Linked DNA regions of Homo sapiens: region 2 is linked to region 1. The links are chromatin contacts, found by Hi-C or POLR2A ChIA-PET in ENCODE. All regions are on one chromosome and are shown on one strand. The core of a region is the stretch at or near the end of the contact, and the rest is flanking DNA. Distances in the headings are between cores, read along the strand shown. Region 1 holds the start of CASC18 (cancer susceptibility 18). Region 2 has its middle 120 kb from the start of CASC18.

Evidence for each region. A loop is a pair of places that touch in the nucleus more often than their neighbours do. ChIA-PET counts read pairs that join two places held with the same protein, here RNA polymerase II (POLR2A). Pooled maps may share reads with other maps.
Region 2: a loop to region 1 is called in a map of gastrocnemius medialis, with 2.1 times the contacts of the local background. The contact joins the enhancer-like site here to the promoter of CASC18 in region 1. A Hi-C loop is called at or near these places in 3 of 168 maps with a recorded cell type or tissue (aorta, endothelial cell of hepatic sinusoid and gastrocnemius medialis) and 6 of 50 pooled maps. POLR2A ChIA-PET finds 5 or more read pairs at or near these places in 1 of 52 experiments (BJ).

What each region holds. Positions count from the first base shown.
Region 1 is chr12:105,702,597-105,706,129 of GRCh38, forward strand. It overlaps CASC18 (cancer susceptibility 18), which reads left to right and starts at 1,607. Exons shown (of 5, transcript NR_110109.1): 1 at 1,607-1,660. It overlaps LOC105369959 (a long non-coding RNA gene), which reads right to left. Exons shown (of 3, transcript XR_945309.3): 3 at 2,520-2,970.
Region 2 is chr12:105,819,157-105,822,452 of GRCh38, forward strand. No RefSeq gene overlaps it. Among named protein-coding and RNA genes, the nearest start is that of CASC18, 120 kb to the left of the region's middle. Within about 2 kb of position 1,740, at least 9 of the 41 ENCODE cell types and tissues checked have a DNase peak (open chromatin) inside an H3K27ac peak, as active enhancers do; they include gastrocnemius medialis, where a contact is called at or near this core.

The DNA.
Region 1 (3,533 bases), core at 357-2,856:
TAGGCTGCAAGTTGCCTTCTCCTCTCTTCTTTTTCCTTTTAACGCTGTCCTTAGGGTCGTCATCACCTGATTTTACTGCAGAGACTTGGTGAGGCAGAAAAAGGTGAACCCCGGGCTTTTCCCTGCCTGAGAAGTCCCAACCTGTGAGCTAGATTTATATACAGCAGTGGATTGAGCAGTGCTTCTCAATCCTGGCTGCACTTTAGAATGACCTGAGGCTTGGCCCGCACCCTAGACAAATTAAATCAGAATAACTGGAATGGAGGTCCAGGTATTGAAATTTTTCAAAAGCTCCCAAGTGATTCTGTTTCATAGTGAAGTTGAGAACCACTGGCAAACCATAATATGGATACCTCTAAAAATCTTAGTGTTGAGTGCAAAAGGTGGTAAACGATTTATAGCACGTTACTACTTAAGGATATTAAACTTTAATATACACACAAAACCAAGTTCTGTGTTTTTTGGAGATAATCTAAGGACATATAAGAAATCCCAGGAAGGAAGACAGGAGAGGGAAATGGGAGGAAACAGGAGCGAGAATAGAGAATAAATGGGGAAATATAAAATAAAACAAGACAGCGAGATTACACAGACCTTAAAGACTAAAAAGCGTGGCTCCCAAACATCAAATCACCATAGTTAGTATGAACAGGGCAGTCATGTGTACTAGACACAGTGTAATTGGTTTACACACCTTATGTCTGTTAATCTTCATAACAACTCTGAGGTAGGTGTTACTATTTAGAGTCATTTTATAGAGGAGGAAACTAAGGCTTAACCAAGATCATACAACTAGTAAGTGACAGATTTGGGTATAAGCCCTGTCTACCTGGATGGAGTCCAGGCTCTGTTTGCTCCATTCATCACCTCTTTGAGTCCTCTCGAGCACCTGCTGGAAAGAAAATGTCCTCCTCCCCAAGCCCACGTCTCTGCTAGGCAGCTCAGGAACCACCAGCACATACTTCATCCCAGCCCTTGCCAAAGATGGGAATGAGAATGACCATCCAATGTTCTGTGCCCAATGCAGAAGAAAACCTACACATACAACCTTCCTGACCTGGAAACATCCAAAATCAGCCTCAGTTTCCTAATGAGCCTTTCCCTGCCTGAAAAGTCCCAACCCGTGAGCTAGATTTATATACAGCAGTGGATTGAGCAGTGCTTCCCAATCCTGGCTGAAGACGAGCAATGTTTGTTGGGTTCAAGGAATAGAAAAAAGCCTCGCATGGCTGGAATAGAAGAGGAAGATGGTGGGTGCTGCAGCAGAGAAGGCAGGGGCTCAGAGCTCTTCACTTCCCACCAGACATTCCTTTTCCCTTGGGGATGGACTGAGCATGTGGAAGATTTTCCATGCAACTTCATATCCACTGTTCACAACACCTGCCTCTGAGGACGTGATCTTCCTACCAATCTCAGGACCTTTCAAAATTAATTATAATAAAAATGTATTTATTGAGGCAGGCATAAATATTAGTCTCCATTTTCTTCAGAGAAAACAGAAGCATACAGCGGTAGCTTGAACAAAATTTCCCAACCAGAAAGGGATGAGGGAGGAGAGACCGGAAGTACAAGCTCCTCTTATCTGAGTTGCCGCCGTCTAGAGGTGAGCTGATTTTCTGACAGCCCCTTCTCCTCTCCTCACTGGATATCCAGTTTCCAGGTAGGTCCTTCCAGGTAGGCGCCCCCCTGACCTCAATGCGTGCTCCAGCTCTGGGGTGCATTCACAGGGGTAGGACATAGAAGGTAAACTCTGACCAGCTGCATGTGCAGCTACCTCTGCAGAAAAAATCAAGAGGCGCTGGAAGCCCTTCTCCCTTTGCTTAACAACATCTCCCCTGCTGCCCCACAGCAGTATCTGAAGTTCCCCTGTTGGCTTATGGAAATAAAGGCTTTTGTTAAAATATAAATCTGTAATCTGACGGGATGTGAAAAGATTAAGGGACGGGCTGCCCAAACTTTACTGTGCTTGACACTCAACTTATAAGTGTATTGGAAATGCAGATCTTAGGTTCTTATACCACAGATTCTGATTCAACAGGCACCAAATGGGGCCCAGGTAGCTGCAATTCCAACAAACACTTCAGGTGTTTCTGATGCTCGTGTTCTCTGAATCTCGTTTTGAGAAACACTGTGTGACTATGAACTCTTCAATTAGTTAATGAGACTTGGCCCAGAGGTCAATTTTGTCTATAATGAAGCAGAGAGGAGAAAGACACAGCTGCTCCCCCTCTGACTTGGTCTTTCTCTGTCCCGTTCAAAGCTGTGTTCATAGCTCAGGGCTTTAAGAGAGAGTGTTCAGAGCCCTAACTCAGAAGGACCGCCTGGAGACCTGCCAGGGTTTTGCCTAGACACACGTCACACCTTTACAGGGGTGGCGAAGGCTTGTGCTATCTCAAGACCTCACGCAGTACTTCTCAGTTTAATGGGCCCACTCAAGAGGTAAACGTGGAAAAAGAAAAGTTATATGCACACACACCCACACCCACACCCACACCCACACACACACACACACAGAGCAATAAAACAGGAGCAATTTATTCATAAGATTCTAAGTCATGAATTGTCTCTACTTACAAAATATTAGCCTATAAATTATGATTCTGCCAAGCTTCATTTTGAACAAACCCACAATCTCAGAAACATCAGCAGTTCAACTGCAGAGAGAGATGATGAGGTGGCTTGAGAAGAGTGACAGAAATGTCTCTGGATGGGATTCTGGACCTTCTGGGAGGAGGCTTCTTTGAAGGCCACCTGGCGATCGCGTGGTTTCTGATTCTCCCCGTAGTGATCGTGCCTTCCCAGGTACTGAATGGATCTCTTTGAGCTCTTTGCGTGGCCGATGTGTGAACTTTTGGCATGGCCAGTGTGTTCAGTGGGAGTGCTGGGGTTTACAATTGGAGGAAGGATACCGACTCCCTTTATGGCTGGAGCTTCTTGGGATTCCTAAGTGTCACCTTGGTCCACAAGTAGCTGTTAAAAATTAGAAAAAAGTCAGCTGTTTGTCTTCTCATTCTTCTACAGGGCTCCCAGAGATTAAGACAGCCGAGCCTTCCTCTCCCTGAAGGGCCCATCTCTTTCTGAAATTTAAATAATTTGGGCATTTAAAAAAATGTACAATTAAATTATTATTGACTACAGTCCTCGTTTTGTGCTATCAAATACTAGGCGTTATTCATCCGGAAAAGTGATACTTTGAATTGTGGTGATACAGTGTTTCAACAGATCCTTATATCCTTCCAAAGTCTTGAATGCTATTACAACAGGGCGTCACATGAGGGCGCTCTAGAGAATCCGCAAGAGCAAATTCCGTAGTAAATGGGGAGGAGGGAGTTGTTATTAATAGATTTTACTTTTTAGTTTGAGTTTCCTTAGTCTAGAAGGACTCACAGAATTCCCAACTGTGCTTGCATGCCTGCTGTGCCCAGCGTGTGAGTGTGAGTGTATGTGTGTGTGTATGTGTGTGTGTGATGCACGCATGGAGGGGTTAGGGAGGATGCAGGAATAGAAGTTGATGAGGGACAAAGGGGAGGGAA
Region 2 (3,296 bases), core at 490-2,989, 120 kb after region 1:
TTACACAAGACCTGCATGGAAGGGGCGTGGGGGTAGAGCAGATCCAACACTGACTTGGGGTTCAGAAGGCCCTAAGTTCTTTCCTGGCTCAGTGCCCTGCCAGCTGTGGCATCTTTGAAAATAAACTCTCTGAACCCTGATTCCTTCTGTTGTCAGTGGAGAAAATGATACCTACTGCATAGGTTGGTTAAGGGACTGAATGAGGTACCTTATAGGAAGCATTTAGCAAAATCTGCACACAGTAGGCATTAATAAGTGTTAACCCCCTTCTCCAACTATCCTTCTATAACTCCCTTCTTAATTTTGTCATCCAGTTGTTTCATGTACTGGGTTTTACGTCTCCAACTAAGTGGTGAATTCCTTCAGGGCAAGGGTTATGTCTTTTACTGTCTTGGTTTCTTCATTCAGTCATTCAACATGTACAATTTACTTGCAGTTGATATTATGGCTTTGAGCACTTGGGAGAAAAAATGAATACAAATGGTTGTTTTTCTTTAAAAAAAAGATCCTGCACGGGCAATCTATGTGTGAGGCTATGTCAAATTCAGTATATACATCAGGAAAAAAATGTTGCCTGGTAAAGGCCAATAAGCATGTGACATTGTCAGACGCTGGGTCAGCACACTGAATAGTTCAAAGGAGTTATTCCCAGAAGATTTCTCACTTCCTTCCCTCAGTTATTGAATACATTGCCTTAACCTCTACCCTTAGCATCAATCATCTTTGCTTTTTACACATTTTAGAGTAATAAATAGTTCAATCAGTTTCATATATTGGCTTCTCATGTTTTAAAATTTAAAAAATGTTTTCCAATTACAAAGGCAATTCATGTTCACTTATGAAAACATTTTAATAAAAAATGAGAAAAAAAGAAGATGTGTTGAAAATCATTTCTAATTTCACCATCTAGGGGTACCCATTGCTAATATTTTGATAGAAATCCTTCAGATTTTTATAATATGTGTGGAGATATATTATAAATGCTTAATAGAATTACTATATGTAATGTCAGTCTTTCATCATTCTAATTTCCACTTTGGATTTCATCCATCTCTATTTGTTTATCTGAAAACAAAGAGAAGAAGAATGTTTCTATTAAAGTGAAGCCCAGGATGGCAGTGTTTATGTGACTTGAGTTCTTGGCTAAAGCTGTGTTAGCAAGTGTACATCCTGTGTACAGAGAGGAAGGTGTGTGTGGACTTTAAACCATTCCCCAGGTATGGTTCCATGGCTTTTCCAGCCTAGCTCATTCTTATTTCTTTCTCCCTCTTGTCCTCACTCTTGGCAGTTTCTTCTCTGGTGGCCTGCTAAGAGTTACAAGTTCATTAGCAGCATCAACTCAAAGAGAGATCAAATCTGTGGAGACCCTTGCTCTTTGAGCACCTTGCCTGCAGCCCTTAAGCTGACATGCACTGCAGATGGCCCGAGCTGGGTGGAGGGCATACTGTACAGAAGGAGGATACAAGCCAAGGACATTGTGTTCTGTCTCTAATCAAACCCCATTAAGTGGCAAATTCCTCTATTCAAAAGTTTTCATAGGATGGTACTTTCAAAAGAACTCCAGCTGGTTAAACTTAGGGCCTGAAATAAATCCAGTCTAATAATTCGATCTGGCTCTGGGCCTGCCACATCCTTTCGATGGAAGAACTCAATGCATTTTCATTCATTAGGGGCCTCCTCTCAATGTTGACTCAGAGGTAGGCCACAAAATTCTTTGCTTGTGTTGGCCTTGAGAGGACTGGGTCACTTAATGAAACAAGTAGCTTCCAGTGTGTCCCTGGCTGTTAACGCAACCTCCTCATGCTTGCTGGTGCATTTTCAGAGCTTGATTGTGCAAGAAATATTGCTATTTTTGTAAATGGTTTGGCCTCTGCAGTCATTAACCTGGCATTTCTCCCCCGTGGAGGGGAAACATCATGTGTCCATTGATTCCTTCTTTTGTTTGTAAGCTGTTTGCAAAAGAAAGCCCTCAAAAAAAGTCCTTTCTCCCTGCATCTTGTCATTAGTACCAACATGGAATTTCTTCTAGTTACTTTTATCAACTTACTAAGTAATATTTTTCAGAATATTTAGCAGTATTTTCCTGGTTCTTTCAAGTCTCTTGGCTGCTGGAGTACATCGCTAGTCCTTGATCCTTTTATTGCTTAGTTCCATTCACAATTACAAGTCAGCAAATGTTTCAGAAATGCCTTCAGTGGGCAGAGACTCTGCCAGGTACTTGGGGTGAAGGGAGGTAGAAAGAAATTTCCAATTTCACAGATTAAAAAGTTGACCACACCAAGCCCTTCCTCCACTCCTCTAGGCTGAATCCTTGGCCCCCTCCTACACTTGTACCTTGATTATGATCCTTAGTGATCTCCTTCTAGGAGCTGGGTATGGCAGGCTTTCCATGTAGTAATCTCAAGCCTCCCAACTTAACAGCAAAATAGTACATTTTGATGCCATGATTACATACAGAGGGCCCAGACTAAAAATGGATAGGTTCAAATCCAAGCTCTACAATGTTTCCCAGTTACATAAATTTGTTGTGCCGCAGTTAACCCCTTTGGAAACTATAATAGCCCCTTCCTCACAGGGGCATTGTGAGGATTAAATGACATAAGGAATGTCAGGCCTCAGTGCACTTGGGACACCTAGAAGACTCATCATCAATTTTGCTATTTATTGTTGTTGTTGTTAGTGATGTGTTAAAACAGGAAAATTTAATGAATGTTTGGGATTGCAGAGCAGGAAGGTGGCTGGCCACTCCCCCAGCCCCAGAAGGCCCTGGAAGCTGGCTGGGGATAGAATTAAGAACACAGCTGAAATTAAAACCAACGGTCCCTTTTCTGCCCTCATGTCCCCCGGCTTTCTCTCAGTTTCTTGTCATTTTCCTGAAACCTCAATGGCCTGGAAAATGAGACCACGAAGGAGATCAGGGTGAGGAAGAGGGAGAGGCCACAAGGACCCCAAGTTGGAGGGAGAATGTTAATAGAAATGGTCTCTGCAGGTTGAGTCCGTCAAGCTCGGTGTGTTTGTATTAACTCCATGAATGCTTCTAAGTCAGCTTGCCATACAATTGCTAGCCTGCTCTATTAGAAGGGGGCTTTCCTGATGTTGACTTCAATTCTCTAGGCCATAGAAGTCAGGAAAGCTAAAAATGGAAACTGGCCAATCATTCATCCCCCAGGGCTGGGACCTCAGCGCTTTCTCGTCGGCTCTTCCTCTTTCACAGGGAACCACAAGGAGAAAAATCTAATCAGATTGCTGCATTCCAAAATTTGCTCAGGAGCGATAAAAATAAACTCCAAGCATCC